2 separate regions of the Homo sapiens genome follow, and region 1 is linked to region 2. The links are chromatin loops, found by intact Hi-C in ENCODE. Cell type or tissue: Calu3. All regions are shown on one strand. Each heading gives the region's core, and the rest is flanking DNA. Links, peaks and the distances in the headings are about the cores only. Region 1 overlaps NFIA (nuclear factor I A). Region 2 has its middle 8.3 kb from the start of NFIA-AS2.

Evidence for each region. Hi-C counts contacts between places; a loop is a spot of excess contacts. Peaks named below come from ENCODE experiments on the same cell type or tissue, not always from the same donor. Only the 100,000 strongest peaks of a DNase experiment are listed, where the experiment ranks them.
Region 1: it touches region 2 in a loop (2.2-fold over the local background); 3 of 110 quality-filtered maps call a loop at or near these places.

What each region holds. Positions count from the first base shown.
Region 1 is chr1:61,232,102-61,237,485 of GRCh38, reverse strand. The region is part of intron 2 of NFIA (nuclear factor I A); the gene reads right to left. Among named protein-coding and RNA genes, the nearest start is that of NFIA-AS1, 19 kb to the left of the region's middle. RefSeq lists a silencer at 3,315-3,609. In Calu3, for the core only: no CTCF peak of the experiment used is centred there; no DNase peak of the experiment used is centred there.
Region 2 is chr1:60,976,373-60,981,756 of GRCh38, reverse strand. No RefSeq gene overlaps it. Among named protein-coding and RNA genes, the nearest start is that of NFIA-AS2, 8.3 kb to the right of the region's middle. In Calu3, for the core only: a CTCF peak has its summit at 2,632 (motif pointing left); a DNase peak (open chromatin) is centred at 2,606.

The DNA.
Region 1 (5,384 bases), core at 216-5,215, 260 kb before region 2:
TTAATATACATAAGCACAATATTTTCTCTGCCAGAGATTTATCAGTCAATTGTCAAACTAATTCTTCTGTTGCTAATGTCATCCAACAAAGATGAGCTTCTCATATTACCTTCTGTTTAACAGAATTACAAATCACCACTAAAGAACTTACTCATGTAACCAAACACCACCTATTCCCCAATAACCTATGGAAATACAAAATTAAAATAATAATAAGTGCATATTTTTCTGAGTTGGGAGAGTGCTTTGACTTGCGACATGGCTATGTAAGTTTGATGTTCTCAATAATGCAAATGAGAGATAACTATATCACCAACTATTTTAGGGTTAAGAAATGCTTTGATCATTTATTCATTCAACATGGTGGTGGAGAGGTGAGGCACATCTCCTATGTGCCATGCAGTGATCAAGGTGCTAGGAATAGAGCAGTGAACAAGAGACAAAAAGTCCCCACCCTTCAGGAGCTTATATTAGACTGGACTTGAGAAGAAGGGTTCTAGATATGTATTAATTAATTCATTCAACAATTATGAAACACCTCAGCCTCTGGAATAAAAGTATGAAAGAGTCATTGGCTATGGCTTCAAAGAGGTTGTTCTGTTTTCTTCTTAGAAAATTTAATTTTCTTAAGATATTCTCACTGGTGACAAGCAAAAGAGTGATTGCCATAGCTCTTTGGGCAGGAAATGATTAGAGAAATGGACCATATCTGCCTATGGACTAAGTCCTTGGTTATGTCCTTCACACGTTAATACCACTGATGAATACACTGAGCCATTTTAGACAATAAGGAAAAGAAAGAAGTTGCAAAAATAACAAAATGATCACAAACAAGAAAGAAGTCCTTTCTTGAAAAAAAAAAAATCCTGTTTAGTACCTGTTAAAAACATATCCAAGTAATACTATTAGGCCAAAGTGTGGCTTGGAAGGTGTTTGTTAGCCCTACAACTTCGGCATTTTCTCTTTCTCTGTGTAGTATTTTTGTAGGTAAGGGTCATGATTTGGGGTTTAGATGTGATGAAGTACATTGGTGAGAAATCATATCAAATAAATAACGTAAAAATTATATAAAACACCTGCCTTAAAAGCACAGAGCAAACACTGCCGTCTGTTATTTTGTTCAAAGATAGCTTGTGCCATATGTTTGGGGACCCTAACTACAAGTACCCTCAAGATACAGCCCCTGCTTCACACCTATTTAGCTAAAGAACTCTCTCAGATGGCTACTGGGTTTGTCAGCTCTAAATAGGATGGCTGTTCCCATGTTGATACTGACCTAGAGAAATTGGCTTCTCTCTGCCCTCTCTTTCCACCTTTTTTTTTTTTTTAAGATGGACTTTTCTCCAAAACAATAAGTATACCTTGAATTGGATGCAGATGAATTGCCCATTTCAGGCTGTTTTTAACGTGTTCTGAATCAGCAGTAGAACATAAGATCAGCCCCAAAGTAGGGATAAGAGGAGGGAAGTGAAGTTCAGAACCATGTAAATAACATATCATTCCCCACTGATCTGTCATCCACATTGTCAGGCACTAACCTAAAACAACTATGTGTCTCTATAATAGCAAGACAATCTTCAGTTGAGTGGGGGAGCCAACTCAGTCTTTTTTCTTACAAATGAAGCTGAAAAACCTTTTGTCTCTTTCTTTTTCTTTTTCTTTTTTTTTTTTTTGAGACAGGATCTTACTCTGTCACCCAGGATGGAGTGCAGTGGCACTATCACAGCTCACTGCAGCTTCAACTTCCCAGGTTCAAGCGATCCTCCCACCTCAGCCTCCCAAGTAGCTAGGACCACAGGTGTGCATCACCACACCCAGCTTTTTTTTTTTTTTAAAGAGATGGGGTCTCACTATGTTGCCCAGGCTGGTCTCAAACTCCTGGGCTCAAGTGATTCTCCCACTTCAGCCTTCCAAAGTGTTGGGATTACAGGCATGGGCCACCAAACCCAACCTTTGTTCATTTTTTTTTATTTTTTATTTTTATTTATTTATTTATTTATTTATTTATTTATTTATTTATTTTGAGATGGAGTCTCGCTCTGTTGCCCAGGCTGGAGTGCAGTGGCGCCATCTCGGCTCACTGCAACCTCCGCCTCCCGGGTTCACGCCATTCTCCTGCCTCAGCCTCCCGAGTAGCTGGGACTACAGGCACCACCCACCACACCTGGCTAATTTTTTTGTATTTTTAGTAGAGACGGGGTTTCACCGTGTTAGACAGGATGGTCTCGATCTCCTGACCTCATGATCCACACGCCTCGGCCTCCCAAAGTGCTGGGATCATAGGCATGAGCCACCGCGCCCAGCCCCTTTGTTCATTTTTAAAAATTGCCTGTGATGTAGTAGTTTCATTCCTTTATTCACTCAACAAACACTGGTCCTCCTGTCCATTATGCCTTTCACTGCAAGTGGCAACTTATTTTTGTGGGAATAGCTTCTTTCTTAAGAAAAAAGTCTTAAAAGGGGTATAAAGGCTTGACTAGGATCAAGACAGGACCTACCAGGAAGAGGGAGGAACTAAAATAAGAAGCCAGGGGAACCACAGACAGATGCCAACTGGTATGGCCAATCGCAGCTATTGTGTTTTTAGGAAACAATGCAGATGTAGCCACTTAAAAACAACAACAAAAAAAGTAAAACAACATAAACTGTATTTTTAATTTAAAAAGCCTATTCAGGAAGTGCAGGCAGTCAAAATACATACTCAGTCTTCTTGAGTAACTTGTAAGTCATCCGCTCTCAGACCATTAAAGCAGCACAGCTAGAAAGGAGGGAATATTGACAGTTTTATGGTAACACGAAAAGCACAACCTTTTTTTTGCCTAAAGTAGTTAAATACTGCATCTCTTGCTGGGACTAGAGCTAACCATTAGGGGCCTCTCTGAGGGACTACTTTCTTTTATATGCTAGTATTTATGAAGGGATTAGTAAGGGCAAAGTAATATGGTAGGTGGGTAGAAACAAGAGAACAAACTTTCAGAGCTCACAGAAGAGTTGGCAATCGGAACAGAGGAGGCAGACGTATACCCGCATAACGCAAGGATTATCAGCATCAAGCATTCAAAACCACAAAGCTGGGTCTGTGGTCTCAGGAGCCACTTTTTTTTTTTTTTTTTTTTTTGAGATGGCGTTTCACTCTTGTTGCCCAGGCTGGGGCGCAATGGCACGATCTCGGTTCACCGCAACCTCCGCCTCCCGGGTTCAAGCGATTCTCCTGCCTCAGCCTCCTGAGTAGCTGGGATTACAGGCATGTGCCAACACTCCAGGCTAATTTTGTATTTTTAGTAGAGATGGGGTTTCTCCATGTGGGTCAGGCTGGTCGCAAACTCCCGACCTCAGGTGATCCGCCCGCCTCGGCCTCCCAAAGTGCTGGGATTACAAGTGTGAGCCACCGCGCCCAGCCAGGAGCCACTTTCTACATTAGGTCTTTGTGTGGAAAGGAGAGCCATTCTCTCACTTCCCCTTCTGACCAGATGATTTAAAACAAGAAACAGTTAAGAGGTCAAGGATCTCTTCACAGCTCTCTGTAGATCTACCTATAGATTCTCAGTAGAAAATCATAAATTATGCCAAGCAACTATTGAAACTAATGTAATGGAAACCAATTTTGTAGCTTTGTGGATACACTGACCCATGGCCAAACACCCTCCCAAGGAGAGACCACAGCTATCTCCAGGAGGCTGCTGGCACAGAAGGGAAAGTGTAATTATTGATTGAGCACCTCTGCGTCGGCACTGTGCTAGGTTTTTTACTTATGTCTATTAATTTCATCTCACAAATCCTCTTTGAGGTGGTTACTATCATCCCAATTTTACAGATAAAGGAACTCGGGCTCAGAGAAATTAAGGAATTTGTTCAAGGTCATAAGGCCCCAGGATTTCAACCACCTCCTCCAATTATAAATTCAAATATTCATTCTTCTATTCACAGCACAAGTAGTAAGCACCAACTATGACGAGACTCTTCTGACTTCCCCAGTTTCAGTAGGTTCCCCTTCACTGGGCTCCTCAAATACCTGCAGCATGTTGCTACCACAGGCCTTTTTAAATAGCTTAGCATCGTGACGGTCAACTTACGGAACTTTCTCCCGTCACCTATGAACTGAGTTTCTCAGTATGGTCTGTGGGCTCCCTGCATCTGAATCACCTGGTATTCAGTAGCATGATCTTTGGCCTCTAGTTCAGAATCTCTGCATTTAAGGCTTGGGAAAATACTTGCTTAACAATTCTTTCCAAGTGATTTTTGTGCACACAATAGTTTGAGAATAATTTCTGTATAAGATTTTTTCTAGGCTGCCTTTCATCTACAAAATCCAATGCATAGCTTAGACAAGAATATAGTAGGTACTGAATCAATGTCTGTGAAAGGCAAGGAGGGAGGGGGAAAAAAGAAAGAACATTTTTTTAAAAAGCAGTGCTCCAGAGTCCAGAGACAATATAAAGGCACTAAATACACACTCTAGGAGCTTAGAATTTATTTAGCAAAGACAATATACACTCAATTACAATTCTGAGAAAAAAATAGAACAAACCAGAACTAAAAGAGTGGTTAAAACCCAACGAAAAATTCTTGCCAAATGAATTTATGAGCAATGAGTGAAAAAGCAAGAGTTCAGAAAAATAAACTTGGGGTGACGTAAGTACCCACAGAGAGTTTCTTGGAGATGGAGCTTGAGATGGGTTTCAAAAAAGAAAAAAACTTACATAAAAAGGGAAGAAAGTAGAAAGTGTTTATACTTAGAGCAGGAAAAACTAAACTAAACTGGAAAGGAAGATGTTTTTTAAAAAAAACTCCTGTCACAAGTGTTTTTTAAAAAAATCTCTGTGCATTAATTTTTGCCACAATTAATGGAACTAATATTTACAGGCCAGCAAGTTTGAAATATAGTGCCAATAAAAACTTTTACAACTCTGGAAATTTCTAAAATTGGTTCTCTTTAAATTTGTAGCATAGGCAGAATACTGGATGATGTGGTACAGTAAAAACATTTTTGGCATTTAGTTGAGATGACCTGCATAATTCACTTGTGGCTTTACCACTTATAACATGTCATCTCAAACTCATGGCAATAAAACTTTTATGTAATATTGCTATACTATGCTTTACATAAATATGTACATATATAATATATATGGCTTAATTTTCCCTTTTAGTTAAAATGAGTCTAGCCCAATCACTCAGAGGAATATTTGTAAACTTGGATTATTCATAATTAGTGGTTGTGGAATGCCTATAAAACTGAAGGGCTACCCAATGCCATGCTTTATTATTCAGATATAACCTACTCAATATTTACTTCTACAAACGTAGAAGTAAATTAAGGGAAAAACTATTAGAAAAATCCAGAATCACTGTTCTGTTCTGTTTAATCTTTGTGGACTTGCTTT
Region 2 (5,384 bases), core at 198-5,197:
AAGACTTTCTGGAAATCAGGAGAGCAATACATGAAGAACCTTAGAGATTGAGTGAGAAAGCTGAGGCCCAGAGAGGGAAAGTGATTTCATTTCAAGTCAGCATAATTGAATAAATATATTTGAATATGCATTATGTGCCAGGTGATTGCCTAAGTCCATCCAGGTAGAACAAATGGAGAGATCACTGGAAAAGTGCCTAGCAGAGCACTGGAACAGAGCAGGGTTCAATAAATGTCAATACCCCACCCCCTAACCTTTTTTCTTTCTTTAAGGGCAGAGCCAGGATGAGAACCCAGATTTCCGGATTCCAAGTCCAACATCTTTTCAACCATCTCATGGTCATCCAGAAGTGCAACCAGGAAAAAGTCTGTAGGGAGATCATGCCTGTAATACTCTTGCTGGTTAAAAAGAGTATTATGGATTTTCTGACAGCTCTTTTGCTGTGTCACATCAGCCCCCTGTCTGATTTTATGCTTACATGGCCATTACTCTCTATTAGCATACTAATAAATGTTTATGAGATTATGCTGTATAAACTATAAACTTTTACATATTATTAATTAACCTCATACATTGTATTGGGAGCTCCTGAACATTTACTGACTTGTAAAACAGGATAGTGGCATACAGGGAGCCGTGTCTGCAAAACTGGTCTTATTTGCTCTATCTGGAGGAAGGGTTGCATTTTCATTTTTGCGACTCTTAAGTGCAAGCCACAGATAGTATAGTATTTGAAAACAGAAGACCTGGGCTTGCCTCTTCCCAGCTGTGACCTTAGGTAAATTTTGTAAGCTCTCAAAGGCCCAGTTTCCAAAATGGGCATAATAATACCTATCTGTGGGGGTACATGGCAGGTACCTAATAAACTTAAACTGAATGAAATTGAACCAATGCAGGGAAATGAGTGGAAATGACAGGAAGCCAGTTTGATTTGTTTCTGATGAAAAGACCGATGATAGGGATTCCCAAGAATGGATGGCCTACATTCCGATGTGGTAAATAATGTGTTCTCTCTGGAGGTGTGCAAGAAGCTGGACAAGGGGATTCTGTAAGGAATGGGAGGGTTTCCTCCATTGCTATGATTTAAGAATTCTATGAGTCTCTCTTCCTCTCTCTCTCTTTTTTTTATTTTTATTTTTTAGATGGAGTCTTGCTCTGTCGCTCAGGCTAGAGTACAGTGGCGCAATCTTGGCTCACTGCAACCTCCGCCTCCCAGGTTCACGCCATTCTCCTGCCTCAGCCTCCTGAGTAGCTGGGACTACAGGCGCCCGCCACCACGCCCGGCCAGTTTTTGTCTTTTTAGTAGAGACGGGGGTTTTACCATGTCGGTCAGGCTGGTCTCGAACTCTTGACCTCAGGTGATCTGCTCGCCTTGGCCTCCCAAAGTGCTGGGATTACACGCTTGAGCCACTGTGCCCTGCCAACTCTCATTTTTTAAGGCCAAAGAGGAGGCAAAGTGGGAGTGGTACTTCAGGTCTTAGATTCTAGTTTTAACTTAGTTGCTGACGAGTTTTGCAAATTAGTCTAGACTCTAGACACTTCAATCCTGTCTCTATTCTTTTATCTATAAAAGAGCTACACAAATTTGATGTGGTGATCAGAGGAGAGAATGGCTAAGAAAGCACTTTCAATAATACAAGGCTGATCTTTAGAAAAATATTAAGTTTAGGCCGGGCGCGGTGGCTCACGCCTGTAATCCCAGCACTTTGGGAGGCCAAGGCAGGCGGATCACGAGGTCAGGAGATCAAGACCATCTTGGCTAACACGGTGAAACCCTGTCTCCACTAAAAATACAAAAAATTAGCCGGGCATGGTGGCGGGTGCCTGTAGTCCCAGCTACTCGGGAGGCTGAGGCAGGAGGATGGCATGAACTGGGGAGGCAGAGCTTGCAGTCAGCCGAGATCGCACCACTGCACTCCAGCCTGGGCGACAGAGCGAGAGTCCGTCTCAAAAAAAAAAAAAAAAAAAAAAATTAAGTTTAGCAGCTCGGTTCGTTTCACTATTTTTGATGTTGATAGCCGAACATCCCTGCTTTGAATCTTCTGCAATGCTGCAAAAATGTTATGGGAAGAACCCAGATCTGAGAGTCAAGTGACCAAGTCCAGGCTGTCACTAAGCTATGAGACTTTGGTGGAGTATTTCTGTCCTTTGCATCCCAAGTAACTGATCTCACGTCTGTAAAATGAAGCTAACAAATCTGCTGTGCCAACATCATGGGGGTGTCCTGAGAGTCAAATAAGGTAATGGATGTGATTTAGTGCTTTCAAATCAGCCCTCAATTTAGCTATTTCATCAGCTGTGTTCTCATTTTCTACCCTACAAGGCTGTAAGACCTATAAGTACAAAGCCGTTTTTTAGATCTTTGTATTTGCCAGTGCCTAGCAAAGTGAATTCATTGATTCTGGACACATTCATGACATGCCTATTTGGGCCAGGGATAGTGGTAAGTTTTGGGGTCAGGGATGAAAAAGACATGGCCTCTACCCCTAAGGAGCTTGCTTTGCAATAGAGGAGTAAACTATAAACATATCCAAGAATAAAGTTAAAGGAAACTGATACTGAGATCTAGCCTTTAAGGGCCCCTGCTGTGTGTGAGTGTCGCCACCTCCAGGGCAGGACAAGCTTCACCCCCTCTCTACTCTTGCAAAGAACTGACAGGCACCATCTTCTGTGTTTTCGATGGCTGCCTCTGTGTTTCTGATGGCCACATAGTTTTTGGGTTTGTGTGTTTCCCTGCCCTTGGACACGTTCTGATGGAGTACAAAGTGGTAACTGACTCCTGGGGTCTACTCAAGGTGGCTGGATGTAAAAGATTGGTGAAATGATTTAAAGCTTATAGAGATGGGTAAGTCCCTAGGGGTTAGCAGGTACTTTCCAGGGAGGAAGAGGATGCCTCTTATAAATACAATTACTATTGATTACTGTCAGATTCTTTTATCTGATTCCTGCCCATTAGGCCCTCTCTTTGTTGCTAGAAGCTCTCACTTGCCCTCTGCCCCATCTTACCTCTAGAAGTGCTTCTTAAATGAGTCCTGCAGAATCCTAGTGATCCTTGAATAGCTCATAGGTGCTAAGAGAGCATTCAGAAGAATACTTCAAAGCTTGACAATGAATAACCATTTTACTATTATGACATAAGTGGAAAGAAGGGCCAGCTCATCTCAAAACGATGGCAACAACAGCAAGGTCAGTGAATCCCCATCCAGCTGATTAGCAGCAAGAGGCTTTGAGTGGCAGCCTGACTGTGAGAGTGTGCATAAGGGACACTTGTAGACTGCTTTGCATCCAAGGTATCTTCCCTTAGCATTTGACAACAGTACCCTACTTTTGCTTTGGGAGAACTGCCACTCCCTCATTCTCAGTCTTATACTTTCATATGTCCCAGGGGCCGAGCACTTTACATAGGCAAAGGCAATATATGAATTTTATTTTCTGGTCATAGGAATGACCACATGTTCCAGTTCAGGCCAGTGAAAGAGACAGAGAGTGGTGGTCCCAGGCTTGTGGAAGAACCTACTGGAAGAGACAGTGCTGTGTAGTGTGATGTGTATCTGAAGCTGCTGGGGCGATGAGGAGCCTACATTGTGAGTCTGAGAATGGGGCCATTACCCGAAGAGCTGAGTCAAGATTTAGATCCCGGACATATTATCTGAGCCTGGGTCAAGCTGTGTCTGAAGCCAAATCTGCTCACAGACTTTCCAAGATATTCCTTTATCTAATTTGAGCCAGGGCTGGTGGAATTTTCTGTCATTTGCATCCAAAATATTCCTAATATTATACAGTATGTGGTGTTTTACTTCATTTTTGCAACATGTTTGGCTAAACAATAATATATTAAATAATAATAATATGTAATAATATATTACATTATAATATGTAGTAATATATTACATAATAATATGTAATAAATATTACATTATAATATGTAATATATATTACATTATAATAATATGTAATAATATACATTCCTCTATTTAATCATTATGCAAAGCTAAGAGGTAAAATTTATGATCAAATTTATAAATTAAAATACTGAGTCTCAGAGAGAATGAGTGACTCACCTGAAGATACACAACTGATAAATGATTGAGATAGGACAAAAATGTAGGGCTCCTGACCACAATGATCGCTAAAGATGCCTTTTTCCCAAACCAGCTACTTATGGAAAGCAAATATAAAAGAAATGCAAAGGAAACCAAAGGTAATGCTGGTTGCCACAATGTATTTTTTTGTTGGGAAGTTTCATCCAAAATACATGGTTCCATCCAAAGGTAAAAGACCCTCAACCATATTTCCTACGGCCAGTGCCGTGGTCCATCAGGCCTTCATCACTTCTCACCAAGTTTCCTCCAACATTTTTCTAGATGGTCTTTTGCCTCCAGTCTCACTTCCCTACTATCCATCACTCACAGTAGGACAGAATCATTTTTCTAAATGCAAGCTGGATTATGGTATTGTTTGCTTACAGCCTTCAATAGTTTGCATAGCTTTTAAGTACAAATCCGGCTTTGCACACAAGACACTTCCTGATCTGACTCTGGTGTTCTCTTCTGCTTCATCTCCTCATTCCTCCAGTAATAGTGAATGACCCAGGGTTCTCTGAGGCTGATCCATTGCTCTACTTTTGTGTACACCATTCTAGCTGTGTGTGGAAACTGTTGCTTTTTTTTTGTTTTTTTTTTGCCTGGCAAACCCCTCTTGTCCTTAAAATCTCCTTCATCCTTCAGATGTTGTTTTCTCTAGGAAGACTTTTGTGATCCCTCAGACTGATTTGAATGTTTCTTCTCTGTGGCCCCGCTAGACTCTGGATCTATCTCTCCTTGCACTCTCACACTGTAGAGTAACTGTGTATTACATGCCAGTGTCTCCTCTAGATTGTGGGAAACAATTGTGCCCTACTCCGTTTTACATCAAGGGCCTAGCAGCTTGGCACATAACAGTCAGTGAATGTTTGTTGCATGGATGAAGAAGGAAAGGGAGGAAATAGGCCAGGCATGGTGGCTCATGCCTGTAATCCCAGCACTTTGAGAGGATAATGGGGAGGATCACTTGAGGCCAGGAGATTGAGATTGGCCAGGGCAATGTAGCAAGGCCCTGTCCCTAAAAAAACTAAAAAAAATTTTTTTAAAGGGAGGACATATGGAAGAAGAGGCCAGTACTTTCTCTTTTGTTTGACACTTTCGTTTAAAGTATTATACACTGGTGTTATATAGTTTCTTTTATTAAATTCAGATATTATGTTCTTCCTAGCTTTAATATTTGAATAAATTGCTTTGCTTTTTTTTTAAAGAAAAATTTCATGGTGTTCCAAATTAAGTAAACAGTGTTTATTTTTCTGTGACCTTGAAACACTTGGGAAATGTTGCATGATGAAGTGAGGAAGA